Regions from separate parts of the Mus musculus genome. Here region 2 is linked to region 1. The links are chromatin loops, found by intact Hi-C in ENCODE. Cell type or tissue: left cerebral cortex. All regions are shown on one strand. Links, peaks and the distances in the headings refer to the core of each region. The heading gives the core; the rest is flanking DNA. Region 1 holds the start of Prodh2 (proline dehydrogenase (oxidase) 2). Region 2 has its middle 11 kb from the start of Sdhaf1.

Region 1 (8,325 bases), core at 50-8,049:
AATGAAAGTTAAAATTGAAGAGTTGATGGACCGATAAGTGATGACGTCACAGAAGCAAGAACACAATTGGCGGCTGGGTCTTAGGGGCCGTGGAATTCTAGATGTTCCACTTTGGAAAAAAAATATTCAGAACACACTTATTTGCTTGTCTCTCTGTGTGTGTGTGTGTGTGCACGCGCGTGCCACATATACACGCCCACACGCCTGACAGTGTATGCCACACAAAATAAATAAAATGTAAAAATTAAAGAGTAGACAGGTTGGACTTCATAAAAATGAAAAACCAAGGTGGGCCTGGTGTTACATGTCTACAATCCCACACTTGAGAGGCCATGACCAGAAATCGGGAATTCCAGTCCCAGAATCCTCTGTTCTCAAATCAGTGTTTCTCAAAGTGTGAGCACAGCCTAAGTGGTTTTGTTTGTTTGTGTTCTATCTTATGTATGAGTGCTCTATTTGCAAGTTCCCCTGCATGCCAGAAGAGGGCATCAGATCCCATTACAGATGGTTGTGAGCCACCATGTGGTTGGTGGGAATTGAACTCAAGACCTCTGGAAGAGCAGCCAAGTGCTCTTAACCGCTGAGCCATCCCTCCAGCCATCAGACCAAATGATTTTTAGCAAATATGTGAGCAAAAGAGGGGTGGATAACATGACCTTTGTGTGTGGGAGTGCGTGTGCACATGGCTACACACGGCTGTGGAGGCTGGGGCTCAAGGATCCTCCTCCCCCACGCTCCACTATTCTTGTTTGTTTGTTTTGTTTTTCAAGACAGGGTTTCTCTGTGTAATCCTGGCTGTTCTGGAACTCACTTTGTAAACCAGGCTGGCCTCAAACTCACTGAGGTGCGCCTGCCTCTGCCTCCCAAGTGCTGGGTTTATTACTTGTTTGTTTCATTTCATGTGTGTGGGTGATGGTTGCCCCCCAGTATGCATGTACTGAACCCCGAACCATTCTTTAAGAAATGGTTAAGGACTGACCTAGGTCCTCGGAGTATATGGTCTTCTTGTGGGACTCCTACTGGAGGGACCAGGGCTGCCTCTGATTCTGTTGCCTGCCTTTGGGACCCTTTTCCTCCTGCTGAGTTGCCTCAGTACAAGGGGAGGTGCCTAATCTAACTGCAACTTGGTATCCATGGAAAGCCCTTTTCTGAAGAGAGATGGATGTAGGCAGAGGCACGGTGGTGGGGAGGGAGTGGGAGGAGAGGAGGGAGAGGAAACTGTGGTCAGGATGTGGTAAATAATAATAATTTAAAAGTAACAAAGAAAACAATGGTTAAAGGTTAAAGGTCAGCAGTTAAGTGTGAGTACTGCTCTTGTAGAGGACCTGGGTTCGATTCCAGTACCCACTTTGGGAGGCTCAGGGCCACTTACAACTCCAGATCACGGGATCTGACTCCCTTTTCTGGTCTCCTGGGGCATCTGCATGTATGAGCACATATCCACCCCCAGACACATAATTTAAAATAATATAATGAAAGGGTTTTTTAAGTGGCTAAGTTATAAGTTTTTATTTATGTGTATTTTTACCACTATAATTTTTGTGTGTGCCGCTAAGTGAGTCCGGAGGCTTGCGCATGCTCGGTAAAGTTCCACCACTGAGCCGCATCCCTTGCCCGGCCCCCTCCCTGCTGCCCCTGCTGTTTTGAGACGGCCTCACTATGTGGGCCAGGCTGAGCTGAAACTCTCAATTTTCCTGTCGCAGTCTCCCTAGTATTGAATTACAGGCATGTGACTCCATGTCTGGGTGTTACAATAACATTTTGTTGTTGTTTTGTTTCGAGACGGACTGTGTAGCTGTGGCTGTCCCGGAACATAAAGAACTGCCTGGCCTGGAACTCAGAGACCCACCTGTCTCTGCCTCCTGAGTGCTGGGATTGAAGGCATGCGCCACTACTGCCCGGCTACAATAACATTTTAGGGGTGGGGTATCCAACTTTAGCTAAATAGAACAAATGGGGTTTGCATGGGTGAGATTATCTGGTGAAGAAGGGAGAGCAAGCGCAGACGTTGGTGCAGTTTCCTTAAATCTCCACAAGGGGGCGGTACTAGCGCCTTTGAAAAGACCTGATCTAGCATTGATAAGATGCAGTTCTGGAGGTTCCTGTTAGGTCTGGTCGGGGGCAGGTGGGAGGGTCTTCAATAGGTAAACAGTGCCTGGACTCCAAGATTAAAGATTCATTGTCCATGCCCGCATTGAGGGAGAGGATTTCAGGAGTACATTGGCGGGAGGGACCTTCTTGAAACTGATGTGCAAAATCAAGTTCAAGGCTGTAGGTGGAGGGAACCTAGGCTGGCAATGTGGCAGAAGAAACAAGAAGGACATCTTCCGGGATTTATGTGCCATCCAATTATGAAGGCCGTTTTGCAACAATAACAGATGGCATCGACGAGTTACTTCAGCATGCCAAGCTGTATTCTGAGTTAGGGGTTGTTTTTTGTTTGTGGGCGGCACTGGAGACAGAGTCCTGGGCCATGCGCATGCTTAGCAAGAGCTCTCCGCAGAGCCAAGTTCCCAGCCTCTAAGCAATTCTTACAGTCACTTAAGCTGTCACTTAGCCATCCAGTGCTTTCATCACTCAAAGCCTCCCCTGCTTTTGCAGATGGTGACATGGTCTTGCTTTGGAAAACAGCGGATTAGACCACTGTACAGAACAGTGAACAACCCGAGGTGACCAGTATTTCCTTCATCCCCAGTGATTGCCCCCTCCCCATAAAGGTCCTCTTGTAATCCAGTCAGCAGCCAGGAGGGGGCTCTGGATCCTCCCACTGTAACTACTTTTGAGCTATTAGTAAAAATCTTCCCTGACCTGCCCACAAAACTTTGTTCAGGAATTTTTGACGAGACTAGCGTCGGTACACTCCCAGCCTTTGGGAGACTGAGACAGAAGGAGCATGATTCAGACCGACCTGGACTGTAAGTCACAGGACAGCTTAGGCTACTCGGTAGGGCTCCTTCTCAAAGTTTAACAATCCAAAACCTCCCGCTGCGGGCCCTGAGCCGCTGGGGGCCCTGAGCTGCTAGGGGCCCTGAGCCGCTGGGGGCCCTGAGCCGCTGGGGGTCCTGAGCCGCTGGGGGTCCTGAGTCGCTGCGGGCCCTGAGCTGCTACGGGCCCTGAGCCGCTGGCTGTGTTTTGTGTGTTTTGCGCTGACAGACACAAAGCGCTCGATCGAGCCTCTTCTTCCACCCATTCTGTTTCATCTTAACTGTTCTTTAAATTATTACATTTGTTTGTTTGTTTTGTGTGAATGTGAGCCAGCATGCACATGCCACAGAGTGCATGCATTGGTCAGAGGACAACTTGTGGGAGTCAGTTCTCATTGTCCACCTTATGTGTCCCAAGGGTCGAACTCAGGTCACCGAGCTTGTCAACAGTCACCGTTGCCCACTGAGCCAACTTAGCGTCTCATGATACATCTATTTCCTCTATGTATGTTTTTCTAGCATGTTTGTGCGTGCATCCAAGGGTGTTAGATCTGGACTGGATGGGACCTGGAAGAGTAGCCCATACTCTTAACTGCTGAGTTGGTCTCTCCAGCTCTTCTCATTTGTGTGTGTGTGTGTGTGGCGGGGGGGGGGGGTGTTGGATGGTTTTTGTTGTCTTGTTTTGCTTTGTTTGAGGTCCCCTGCTTCAGCCTCGTCCGTGCCGAGGTTGCGGGTGCAAGGAACCACACCGTCTCATGGTTTATTTTTATGCTCCCACACTGCTAGCTCCGTGTCCTTGTGTTAATGCCTCTGTGACCCCACAGGAGTCCCACCCAGTGGAATTTGAAGAGTCTCCAAGCTGCATCATCCTCTGGGGAGATGAGCATATATAAATACCACATCTTGAGCATGGTGTTGTATGCCTGTAAAGCCAGCACTTGGAGGTTGTGGTGAGACAGGAGAATTGCTGGGAGTTCAAAGCCAGCCTGGGTATGAGACTCTGTTTGTTTGCGTGTTTGTTTGTTTTAATACTGTAGTGGAGATGGAAAGAAGATTCCATAGACTTGAGCCCTGGTTGCTCTTCCAGAGGACCCACGTTCAGTTCCTAGCAACCATGCTGGTTGACTCAAGATTGTCTGTAACTCCAGCTCCTGGTGGATCTGAGGCCTCTCAGTGGGTACCTCCATTTATGTACACAGATTGACAGACAGACAAACAGACAGACAGACACACACAGGTAATTAAAATAATGAAAATTAAATCTTTTAAAAAATACTCTGCCGGGCGTGTTGGCGCATGCCTTTAATCCCAGCACTCGGGAGGCGGAGGCAGGTGGATTTCTGAGTTCGAGGCCAGCCTGGTCTACAAAGTGAGTTCCAGGACAGCTAGGGCTATACAGAGAAACCCTGTCTCGAAAAACCAAAAAAAAAAAAACCAAAAAAAAAAAACCTCTAAGGGGGGCATGTCATTGGAAATGGCTTTACAGTGCACACCTTGCAGACTTGGCAGATCAAAGAAAAAATTAAAACAAACAATCCAGGGCTGGAGCGATGGCTCCACAGTTAAAAGTACTGGCTGCTCTTGCAAAACACTGAAATTAGGGTTCCAGCAACCACTTGGCAGCTCACAACCCTCTACGGCTCTAGTTCCAGAGGATCTAATGCCCTCTTCTGGCCATTGTGGGCACTGCAGGCATGTGGTACTCAGCCGTTTGTTATGCAAAACACGCATACATATAAAATAAAAACAAACAATCTTTTATTTGTTTAAAAAAATAAATAAAAGACTTGGTGTCACATGACAGCTCACTTTTTCATTGCTGAAGAGTACCCATTGCCTGGGTCCCTCTGCACCCACCTCAATGCCTCACCCAGTCCCGTTTGGTGGACATTTGGGTTGTTTTTTTCCTGATGCCCATGTTCAAGTTCTGCAAACTACATGTTTAGGATGGACAGCAGGGCTGTGGTCTGTGTGCAGTTTAAGTGTACACAAGAACTGTGCAGTGCTCCTCCCTGAAGGATAAAAATCATCGCAACAAGAGAGAGGATGTTACTTAGCTAAGATTGCAAATCCCGGCTGCCTTGAACCTGGAGTTCCCTGCTCTCGGGCCCAACTGCTTATTCAGCAATGCAAGCTGGACAGCTGAGATCTGTCGTACTGTCAGGCTGAAAGGTTATTGGGGGCTGTCACTGGGGGCGTACATGTCCTGTTATTCTGACCTCTGTCCCTAACCATTAATTATTAACCCTCCACCACCACCCCAAGAGACTGCTATCCTAAAGATTTGCCCAGTTAATCAGTAACTGCCCCCCAGCTGGGCAAGGGGCATTTGGTACAGCTGCTATCTGCCTGGCCCCTTCCCCTAGTGTGGTGGTAACCAGGCACTTGCAATGATCTGGACGCGTCTGCCGCTGTATGGCCCCTCCAAGCCCTCTACAGGTGGCTGGCAGCCCCTGCGCTTTGATGGTGGGGCCTTCCATGTCAAGGGAACCGCAGAACTGGCACGGGCTTTGCTAGTGCTTCGCCTATGCGCCTGGCCCCCTTTGGTCACTCATGGACTAGCGGTGAGCAGTAGGCACAAGGTCTGGCCTGGAAGTCTCCCAGACCTGGCTCTGAGCATGTGTTCCCTGTCACCCAGTTTCAGGCCTGGTCTCAGCGACTCCTGGGATCCCGGCTCTCAGGCGCACTTCTTCGAGCATCCATCTACGGGCAGTTTGTGGCCGGGGAGACAGCAGAGGAAGTGAGGAACTGTGTCGGGCAGCTGCAGGCCCTGGGACTCCAGCCCCTGTTGGCAGTACCCACCGAGGAGGAACCAGACTCCACTGCCAAGACCAGGTGAGTAGAGAGAGGAAGGGTAGAAGGGAGGATGGAGTGGGCAGGAAGGGGGCTCTGGAAGCTGACCTCCACTGGCCGGGCAGTGAGGTCTGGTATGAGGAGAACCTTAGCGCCATGCTGCGCTGTGTGGACTTATCCCGAGCCCTCGTGGACGCCCACGGCCCAGCCAGGAACAGCCTCATGCAGCTGAAGGTGACCGCGCTAGCCAGCACTCGGCTTTGTGTAAGTGACAAGTGAGATGGGGGTGGCGATGTGGGGGTGGCTGCCCACCAGGACACCCTCACCATGCCAGCCACCAACCCATTTCAGAAAGAGCTGTCGGCTTGGATCCAAAGACCCAGAGGCTCCTCGGAGCTGAGCCCTGAGAGGCTGGCAGAAGCCATGGACTCGGGTCGGGTAAGGAATGCAGGTGCTCCTCACTGAGGATATGGTTGGCCTGGATAAACATGGGACTCTTGGAGTTCTAAGGGAAGTGTGGGGGTGAAGAGCTATCCAGAGAAGGGATCAGACCAACAGCGCTTTCTCCACAGAGGGCAGGACACGAATAAGACCTGTTGGTCAGTTGCTGAGCATGGTCGTGCATGCCTGTAATCTCAGCACGTGGGAAGCTGAAGCCTGGGCTGTAGAGTGAGACTTGCCTCAAAAGCACTGGCTGGAGAGATGGCTCAGCAGTCAAGAGCCCTCTTGCAGAGGACCAAGGTTTGGTTTTCAGCACCCGCATGGTGATTCATAGCAATCTACAACTCCAGTTCCAGAAAATGCAGCCGTCTCTCCTGACCTCCATAGGTGCCAGGCACACCTGTAGTGTGCATACAAGCATGCAGGCAGAACATCTATAACATAACACACACACACACACACACACACACACACACACACTCACACATGTTGGTGGGTTTGTTTTTAAGACATGCATCCCAGGCTGGTCTTGAACTCTCTGTATAGCCAAGAATGCCTTTGAACTCTTGATCTTCCTGCCTCCACCCCACTAGAGATATAGGCATGTACTATTGTTTCTGGTATAGCTGGTCTTTGCTATTTTTGTGGGTTCTTCTTTTTCCTACATGTATCCTTCTCCCCCGGCCTCCTGCTCTGGTTTCATGCCCTAACACTAGGGATAGGGCAAGAAGGATAGAGGGGGGAGAGAGTCCTGAACTTAATTTCTTTCCTTCTGTTTCTTCTTTGAGCTTGACTAACAAACTACAACCAATCCTCCCCCAAGGGACCAACAACCACTAACCCTGCCTCTTGGAGCCCTGGCATTTATATACCCACTGAAAAGTTCCAGAATTCCAAACTGTCAGACCCCCGAAGCTGGGCCTCCTCTCAAGTCCCGGGATGAGCTGGCCAGCACCCAGTGACCCGAGAGAAAACCACACCTGATGCAAACCGCAAGAGGTTTTATTATCAGCTAGCTGAGGACCAAGTCCCTCTGTCATACAGGGCAGGGGAGTTCGACCCCGAGCGGTGACAGTAGGGGGCTTTTAACAGCTAGCTGAAGAATTGGGAGGAGTTGGAAGGAGAGTTGGGAGGAGTTGGGAGGAGTTGGAAGGAGAGTTGGGAGAAGTTGGGAGGAGTTGGGAGGAGAGTTGGGAGGAGTTGGGAGGAGAGTTGGGAGGAGTTGGGAGGAGTTGGAAGGAGAGTTGGGAGGAGTTGGGAGGAGTTGGGAGAAGTTGGAAGGAGTTGGGAGGAGGAGGGAGGAGTTGGGAGAAGTTGGGAGGAGGGAGGAGTTGGGAGAAGTTGGGAGGAGTTGGGAGGAGAGTTGGGAGGAGTTGGGAGGAGTTGGGAGGAGAGTTGGGAGGAGTTGGGAGGAGGGAGGAGTTGGGAGGAGTTGGGAGGAGAGTTGGCTACAGCTCCTTTCTGGTGAGGGGGGGAGTGAGCTGTAGCCTCCTCTCTGGCGTCTATCTCCATGTCCTTGTAGGTCTTCCTACAGTTATCGCATCTCTGGCTGTAAGGCACAGAAACAAAAAGGCTTTTTGCTGGCTATAGAGAACAAAGCTTCTTTCTGGCTGTATTTTTAGAGATCAAGGAAAACAAGCTTGGGGAACATCCAGGGGCTTTACCTTCCAGGGAGAAACACTCTAAGTCAGGGTCTCACATTCCCCACTCCTTCTAGTACATAGTTCTAACCTTAGATCTAGGAAAATTAAACCTCTGGTCCAGCTGTCAAACAAAGCCAACGTGAGGTCGCAGCTTTAGGATTTGTAACATTGAGAGCCTCAGAAGCCCCTCGAATGAGACTAGAGAGTCTCTCCTCAGTGGTAGGAGGGAGGGAGGAGGTTCCTGTGCTGTGTCTGGTGAGTGTGAGCAAGTGTGAGCAAGGCCAGGCCAGTGGGCTGCAGCAGGGCTGGGAGGGGGAGCTGGGTACATGCTGGAGGAGCAGCGGGGCTTGTCAGAAGCACCACGTAGGGTCCCTTCCATCTGGGTTCAAGGTTGCTGGAATGGTGGCACCAGACCAGGACAGGATCTCCTATTTGAAATTTATGTGGCACTGCAGTGGTTCCTGGTTCATACGCAATTCCCAGGCGTCTTTTCTGACCAGTTCTAGGGCCTTCAAGCGAGCTAG
Region 2 (8,325 bases), core at 306-8,305, 160 kb before region 1:
GGTCAGCCTCAGCTGCACAGCGAGTTCAAGGCCATCTTGAGATGCAGAAGGCTGAGAAATCAAAACAAAAAATGGTGAGCGGAGGGCCGGTGGGGGAGGGTCGGCAGGGGAGAACCGGTGGGGGAGAACCGGTGGGGGAGGGTTGGCAGGGGAGCTGACAGGAAGGAGAGCAGCAGCCACTGCAGCTGCTGGAGTACTAAGACAGAGCCTGATTCTGGAAAGCCAGCAAGTCAAATCCACAGCAGGTATGACGGCTCAGACACAAAGGGAGCTTAAGGCCAGCCTGGGCTACACTGTGAACTTCAAGTCAGCGTGCGTGACTGTCTTAGTTATTCTGTTGCTGTGAGGAGACACCACAACCAAGGCAACTTAAAAAGAAAGCCTGTAACTGGGGACTTGGTACAGTCTCAGGGGCTTTATGATAATTACGATGGGGAGTGTGCCGGCAGGCAGGCCCAAAGCTGGAGCAGCAGCTGAGATTCACGTGTTCTCAAGCTGCAGGTGAAGAGAGAATGAGACTGGGCCTAGTGTGGGCCTTTGAAACCTCAGAGTCCACCCCCAGTGAGATAGATCCTTCAACAAGGCCACACCTCCTAACCCTTCCAGAATGGTTCCACTGGGTCCAAGCATTAAACACATGGGCTTATGGGGGCCATACTTATTCAAATCATCACACTAGGCTAGAAATAAAGCCCGAGCCAAACCCCAAAACAACACCAAAGCTAAGTCCTGTAACTTTGGGCTTTTCCACCTAAACTTGTTCCCAAATAACAACTCAAAGGCTTATTATTTGTTAATAGATGCCTAGGATTTAAACTTTGGCTTGTTCCTGCTAGCTCATAACTCAACTCCTGTTTAAATTAGTCAAAGTTCTCCACATGACTGGTTACCGCTCCTCAGTTTCAAAAGTCCTTGAGTGTGGATGACAAATCTCACCCCTGACTATCTCCTAGAGTTTCAGTCTCTCTCCCTGGAACCTTCCACTTCCTGCCTTTTGCTATTAGGCTGTTGGCTTTTTATTGACAGGTGATACTTCCACACAGTGTACAGAGATCATCCCTACAAGATCCAACCACTCACACCAAAAACCCCAAGTGGGAAAAAGTAAGGGATAAAAGCTTAAAGGGATTTTTGTTCTTAAAGACAGGATCTTATTCTGTACTCTGAGCTAGCCGGGAGCTTACTATGTAGAGCAGGGTTGCCTTGAATGTCTGGTGCCCAAGGAGGCCAGAAAAGAACATTGGAGCCCATAAAAGTCAAATTACAGACGGTTGAGGCCTGCATGTGGGTGCTGGGACCCTTGGTCCTCTGAAAGGTGCTAAGTGCTCATAAACACTGAGCCATTTCTCCAGCACAGGAAATAACTTTAATCAGTATAACAATATTCAGAAGACAAGGAGACCAGTACCCAAGGCCCTGCGCCAGCAACACTGACCAGGGGATAGACAGAGCAGGGAATGGGTGGGAAGCATGGAAAGTTAATTACTGTTGGTCAGCCTGTGGTCTGGTTGATGGCTAGCCCAGGACTAGTCAGTCTTGGTCTTGTCCCTAATAAAAAGACGGTGCTGTTGCTTGGTGGTGGTGGTGGTGCTGTTGCTTGGTGGTGGTGGTGGTGGTGCTGTTGCTTGGTGGTGGTGGTGGTGCTGTTGCTTGGTGGTGGTGGTGGTGCTGTTGCTTGGTGGTGGTGGTGCTGTTGCTTGGTGGTGGTGGTGGTGGTGGTGCTGTTCATCTCAACTTATAACAACCTCTTTCTCCTGGAGCCTAAAAGGACTGCAAGTCAGAAGAACAGAGTAATAGAAAAAGACAAAATGGAGACAGAGATGACAAGGTTTTGTTCTGTTTTAAACTACCCTCCAGGCATGGGAGGCTCAAGTAAAAAGTCACTGCTTTTTATCAGAAGAAGCCCCCGATTTTCCAGGACTGGGGCTACAGTTCAGTGGATTCCATCCCTAGCACTCAAAAAGAACGGGGAGCAGAGAGAGGAGGGAAAAGAAAGAAAGAAAATTAAAAGGCATGTCTTATATTTTTGGTTGTGAGCCTAGCCTTTAACAGCTACTCATCTCTTGGTTGGATGGTGGTGGCACACACCACTTGGGAGGCAGAGGCAGGCAGATCTCTGAGTTTAAGGCCACCCAGGTCTACAAAATGAGATCCAGGACAGCCAAGCGCTACACAGTGAAGCCCTGTCTCACAAACAAACAAATAAACAAACAAAAAACCAAAACACAAAGAAGAAAGAAAAAGAAAAGCAAGTCTTTGTGTCTTTATTATACATTTTCTTCTTTTAAAAAGATTAGGCAGATCTAGCCCAGACTAGCCTCAAACTTGCTATGTATCTGAGGTTGGTCTTGAACTGCAGGATTTCAGACACACTGCCATGTCTGCCCTTGGCGTTTTTGGTCTCTGTGTATAGACCAGGCTGTGACAGTTTGCCTGCTCTGCCTTGTGAGAGCTGATGATGATAGGCAGGCTCCACCTTGCCAACCTAAGAGGGGTCTGTGGGAAAACTGTTGGTGATTCTGTTCATTTGACAGTGGTGTTTTATCATTGTTTTTGCAAGAAAAATGAGACAGAGAAGCAGACAGACTCAATCAACAGGCTGAGACTGCTTTATTGGAACATTGAGAGACCCTAACCTTTCCATGGATGAAGGTTGAGAACATTTAGAGGGGCTGGAGTACATCTCTTCTCTCTCTCTCTCTCTCTCTCTCTCTCTCTCTCTCTCTCACACACACACACACACACACACACACACAGCTACCAGGAAGTTGCAGCTATTTTTTGTGGTTTGACTGGAAGCACGGTGGGCTGCTTTCAATACCCTCGCATTCTGTTTCTGCAAATAGAGAGAAGGTCATGATGGGGTCAAGCAATCCTTTGTGGCTAGGGGCTATTGTCCAGTATAGCCTGACTCAATTTTTCGTAACCTGATGCCATTAGCCAATAGTTTTCCTGTGTAGTATCCTCCTTTCGTTCTCCAGTTAAATACTCTAAAACCCAAGGCCCAGCCCTTCAAGAGATTTACCACTGAGACACCCCCTCCCCCTCTCCCCTGACGCTCCCATCATTTATTTTATTTTCAGATCCTGGGAATTAAGCACGGGACTTTACACATACAAAGCAATAGCTCTGAATTTCTTTTTTCAACAAGAACTTGTATAGGGCCCAGACTGGCCTGAAATTTCTGATCCTCCTGCCTCCGTTTCCGGGGTGACGGGACGACCTTGTACCATCACGCCTCCAGGTTCTTATTTTCAGCTTGTGGATCGAAGTGATTCCAGACAACCAGGTTCTAGGCAGGGATGCCCAAAGGGTCCAAGGCTGGCCAATCAGATTACACCTTCCTTCCTGGGCTATTATAATTGGCCAACCAAGCGTATTACGCAGCCAATGGAAAGAGGATGTCGGGCCTGTCTACGAAGCTGTTGGAGCCTTTGCTGCTACCACTAGGGGGAGACTCTCCTCCGAGGTGAAGCTAATAAGCAGAACCAGAAAGGAAGAGGGGCTGAGACATGAGCGAAGCGGCTTTCTCTTGCCTGTAGTAGATATTCTACATCTACAGAGCTTTAAGAAAAGAATACATCCCTTATGCTGTTTCCCGAGCCATTTGACTTCCTCTCTTTAGTTTCCGTGGGATCCCTGTCGCTGCCGTTAAGTATCTCGCCTGGAGCACAGTTGCGCACGAGTGTCCTGGTTGTGCTGGGACTGGAGGCTTCCCAACATCTTGGACATATTGTGTCCCCACGACTCCACCTCTGGCAACGCTGGTAGGATCAGAGTTGGACAGAAAGTGTGTGGGGAGGTCATTGTATACAAGGGAAAGTCAGGATTTGTTACTTTTGATCCTGGGGATGAAGCACGGGACTTTACACATACGAAGCAATAGCTCTCAAATAGAAGCATTTGAACCTAGACGTAGAAAAGTCCCGAAGAGGGAGCAGAAAATACTGCTTCTTTCCCCACCCCCCACCCCCCCACTACCAAATAGAGACGCGGGGACGGCTAGATGGCTCAGCTGGCAAAGGCGCTGGCTGCCAAGCATGGCGAGCTACTTTTGAGCCCCGGGACACACGTGGTAGAAGGAGAGAATCGACCCATGCTGGTTGTCCCAATTTTAAAGGAAAGATAAGTCAAGATGAGATCAAGAGCACACAAGAAACGCGGAGGGAATAAGTGGAAATAAAGTTGATATGAAAATCTGTGACATGTAATGTCCAGCAGGGCAGCAGCTTGCTTCCACCGCCCTCTGTGGCCTCACGCTCTACCAGCGAGCTACAAACTCAGCCCAAAGACTTCGATATTTGTGGTTTGGTTTTGAGACAAAACCTTGGATTTGTTACGTGGCCTAGATTGGTTTCAAAACCCACAACCCTCCTCTACTTGAGTGCTGAGATAACAGTGTGTGTGTGTGTGTGTGTGTGTGTGTGTGTGTGTGTTTGCTGGAGAAAGATAGAACCTGCGGCTTTGTGTGCATCCAGCAACACTCTGCAACTGATCTGTAGTCTGACTCTTTGTATTTTGAGAACCCCCACCCCACCCTCCCTTTAAAAAAAAACAAGTCCCAGGTGTTGCTGATGCTCCTGGGGCATTTTGAAAACTGCTGTCTTAAAATAGCACCTCAGGCGCAGTGAGAGCTTTGTAAGCGCTTAGAAATGAAATCCATTTTTTTTTTCTCCAGGAGGCTGGGTATGGGAGTCCTTCTTGTTTTATCCTGTCTTAACTTAGAAGGTCCTCACCCAGGACCTAGGATAACTCAGTGAGGGACCCAGGTCTCCTCCTGCCTCAGGCCCCACTGACTCCGGACACCCTTGAGGGGAGGACTCACAGCAGAACTGGATGTCTGCCAAGGAGCTACACTGACACCGACTGCTTGGCTGGCAGCCATGTGCTTCCTGGCAGATACAGAGCACTTTGGAGTCTAGAAACTGAGGCCCACTTTGCCCATGCAGTTCCGGAAGCAGCTTCAGCAGGGAGTGTATCTGGAGGGGTGCCAGCTGGCACCCCTTGTTTGGCCCTCTCAAGAGTCTGGAGACACTATGCTATGCCGTGACTGCACCTGTGCTGTGGATGGTCTAACCTTGGACAAGGATAGCAGGTAGCACAGGACTGAGACCTCAGCAGCTGTGAGTCGTTGGCTGTATGGCTACTGATGGGACTGCGGAGGCCACACAGGAGGTTGAAGTAGGTCACAAGCAGTGCACCACTTGAGTAGCTGCCCCTAGTGAATAGCAACTACAGGCCTCAGGACAATGTGCAAAGATATCCTGCTTCCGGTCAGCTGGAAGAGCGGGTGATTTCATAGGCACTCTGCCTGCATTAAGGGTAAGGGGATCTAGGAATAAGGGGGCGTGCACAGCTATGGGGGAAAGAGGGTAGCCTGGCTAGTTTTATGATACCTTGACACAAACTAGAGTCATCAGAGAGGAAGGAACCTCCATTGAGAAAATGTCTCTGTAAGATCAGGCTGTAGGCAAGCCTGTGGGGCATTTTCTTAATTAGTGATTATTATAGGTGAGCTTAGCCTATTGTGTGTGGGCTACCCTTGGGCAGATGGTCCTGGGTTCTGTAAGGAGACTGAGTAAGCCATGGAGGGGAAGCCAATAAGCAGCGCCTCTCCGTGAACTCTGCACCAGCTGCTTCTAGATTCCTGCCCTGTGTGAGTTCCTGTCCTGACATCCTTCATTGATACTCTACCATGTGGAAGTGTGAGCCCGATAAACCCCTTCCTCCCCAGCTTGCTTTTTGGTTATGGTGTTCCATCGCAGCAGTAGAAACCTTAACCAGGACGGAGGGCAAGGGTACCTGATGCCTTTGCAAAGGGGACCGGGAGGATGACATGAGTTAGAAGAGAGATGCGAGGAGCGAGGTGTATGTCAGGAGATACAGAGCAACAGGGAAGCCAAGGCAAGGAGGTGTAGAGCAAGGATGCAGAGCTCAGCTTGGGCAAAACCAAAGCCAGGAGCCTCAGACACATAAAGAGCAGGTGGCTGGTAGCTGTCCTTCGTCTCCTCACCCAGTGTTGGCAAGGAAGCACCTTGTCTGAAAGGAAGGGCCTTTCACAAGGCAGTGGGGCCCAGCAGGGTGCCACCCAGGGCCCTGTGGGCAAGAGGAGGTGACAGCAGGTGCTGATGACCCTCAGGATGACCCGTCTGGTGACAAAGGGCTTTCTGCCTTCCCGAATCAGACAACCTGCTGATGGACCTTTCATGGAGCAGCTGGTACAGTATAAGAAGAAGACCTAAGCTGTAAACTCTCCCCGGGGTTCTCCAGTGGCTAGCCTTCCAACACACCCACAGTGGAGTTCCTCACAGCCTGCTACCACTCCAGTGTGGCCACCCAGGGCAGCATCTGACTGGACATCCTCAAGAATAAGGGATTCAGCTATGCGGTGTCAGGACTATCTTGCTTTCTTTCCGGAGCCGCTAGGACAACTCAGTATCAATAGCTGGACACACCATGCTGCCGAGCTCTGGGCAAACAAGAGCCCTGATTCAAGCTGTCTAGTCTCTCTTGTGTCACCTTTTTTTCTTAGGTGGTCTGACTTTTCCTTGATTACTAAGCTGTGATGTTATTTTTTTTAATTAAGTCTGCTTGAGCCCTAGCAGTGTATATTAAATACATTCACATCGATTGTTTTATATTTAAAAAAAAAAAGAGCAGCGGTTGATCTCGCATCAGTGCATAAGTCTTTGGGATGAGTATGAGTTTGAGGCTAGAGGAGTCGGCTCTGAGTCCCTAAAGTGTGGAAGGGCTGGGGTTTAGGGATGTAAGAGCTGGAAGATGCTGTTTTGTATCTATTCCTTTTGGGGTTTTTTTGGGGGAAACGGGCTCGCTGTACAGCCCAGGCTGGATCTGAGCTCACAGTCCTTCTGCCTTTGCTACGTAAGTACTGCCAATGTCAGTTACGAACTGGGAACTGGATTTCAGAGTACACACTTCAGGTTGGGTAAATGTTGAGGGTCTGGGCTATAATAGAGTGAGTGGGTGTCAGGTTGGCACCAGGAGGAAGCATAAGGTCTCAGAACTAATTTGTGCATGGCACGCAAGGATGGATCGTGAACTGAGCCCAGGCAGACTCGGAGCCAGCTTTTCCAGATGAGCAACCAAGTGGTTGGACGGAGGCCCTCGGTACTTATGCCACAGGCTTAGCTTCTACCAGGGAAAGCCTTGCCCACTCAGTAGCTGGCAGGTTTCACAGTGGAGTTGAGTATATGTATCAGTCATGAGATCTTGAAAATAGGGGTTCAGTGCCAACAACTCATGGTACTGATGCAAGGACCTCAGGAGGACCAGAAGGATGTCACAGATGCAGGCAGAGCTGGTGGGATGCTGGTGATTGGTAGGGTGGTACGGGATGCTGGTAGTAATGGAACCTTCCTTCTTCCCATTTTCATGCATGAGTGTGGGGTGCATGTAGGTATATACATGTTTGCATGTGTTGAGCATGTGGGGGCGTGTACGTGGTCCTTTGTGCGTGTGCATGCGGGGAGCCTGATGTTGGTGTTGGGAATACCCTTGATGGAGCTTCCACTGTATTCACCGGAGCAGGATCTCTCAGTCAAACCCAGAGCTTGTCACTACAGCTAGTGTCACTAACTTTTTCTGGAGAGCCCCTGTCTTCCTCTTCTGGGACTGAAATGACCATGCCTTTTTCAGTGGATTTAAACTCTGGCCCTCACATTGTAAGGCAAACATTTTAACCGTTGAACAATCTCCAGTCCCCAGTAGTAGCATCTTGCCAGCAGTATCTGGGTACCTGCTGAAGGAGAACGGACCAAGCAGCTATAGGCAACGCCAGCACTGCGTGCGCATTTAGCTAAGTGTCCCCTCTGGGCATATATGGAATCACCCATTGCAGTTAGCACAAAGTCCCACTAGGTGGCGTCTGTGTGCTGCTGGAAAAGCAAGCGCCTTGTGGCTCAATTCCAAGGGGTGTGGGAGAGAAGTCTCTCCACAGCGGCCATGCTTTGTGCATTCTTCCAGTTTCAAACACATATTGGGAAAACGAGGGTGAGGGTGGACAAGGGGGTGGAGCTCTGGGGAATCAGTGTTACCAAATTTCCTTGGCTCCCCAGGTGGTTAAGTTCAGCGGCTCGGGAAGGCCCCGCAGAGCTCCAGGATTTCCAGGCTTGGGAGGTGGCTCGGTGGGTAGCGCACTTGCTGTATGGAGTGTGAGGGTCTGAGCTCACACTCCCAGGCCACAGGGAAGCCAGGTGTGATAGCACACACCCGTGATCCCAGTGTTTTTACAAGATGGGAGGCAGAGACAGGAGGGACCTTGGACGTCACAGGCCAGCTAACCTGGCAGGCAAGGTTGTTCTCTCA

The links. A loop is a pair of places that touch in the nucleus more often than their neighbours do. Peaks named below come from ENCODE experiments on the same cell type or tissue, not always from the same donor. Only the 100,000 strongest peaks of a DNase experiment are listed, where the experiment ranks them.
Region 2: it touches region 1 in a loop (2.3-fold over the local background); 3 of 42 quality-filtered maps call a loop at or near these places.

What each region holds. Positions count from the first base shown.
Region 1 is chr7:30,488,370-30,496,694 of GRCm38, forward strand. It overlaps Nphs1 (nephrosis 1, nephrin), which reads left to right. Exons shown (of 30, transcript NM_019459.2): 30 at 1-240. Prodh2 (proline dehydrogenase (oxidase) 2) reads left to right here and starts at 5,289. Exons shown (of 10, transcript NM_019546.5): 1 at 5,289-5,488; 2 at 5,563-5,759; 3 at 5,843-5,981; 4 at 6,069-6,155. The coding sequence starts at 5,315. In left cerebral cortex, for the core only: CTCF peaks have their summits at 457 (motif pointing right), 2,029 (motif pointing right), 2,764 (motif pointing right) and 4,611 (motif pointing left); DNase peaks (open chromatin) are centred at 2,043, 2,418 and 4,585.
Region 2 is chr7:30,328,727-30,337,051 of GRCm38, forward strand. No RefSeq gene overlaps it. Among named protein-coding and RNA genes, the nearest start is that of Sdhaf1, 11 kb to the left of the region's middle. In left cerebral cortex, for the core only: CTCF peaks have their summits at 3,441 (motif pointing right), 4,179 and 7,870 (motif pointing right); DNase peaks (open chromatin) are centred at 3,392, 4,869, 7,152 and 7,890; H3K4me3 peaks cover 838 bases; H3K27ac peaks cover 1,862 bases.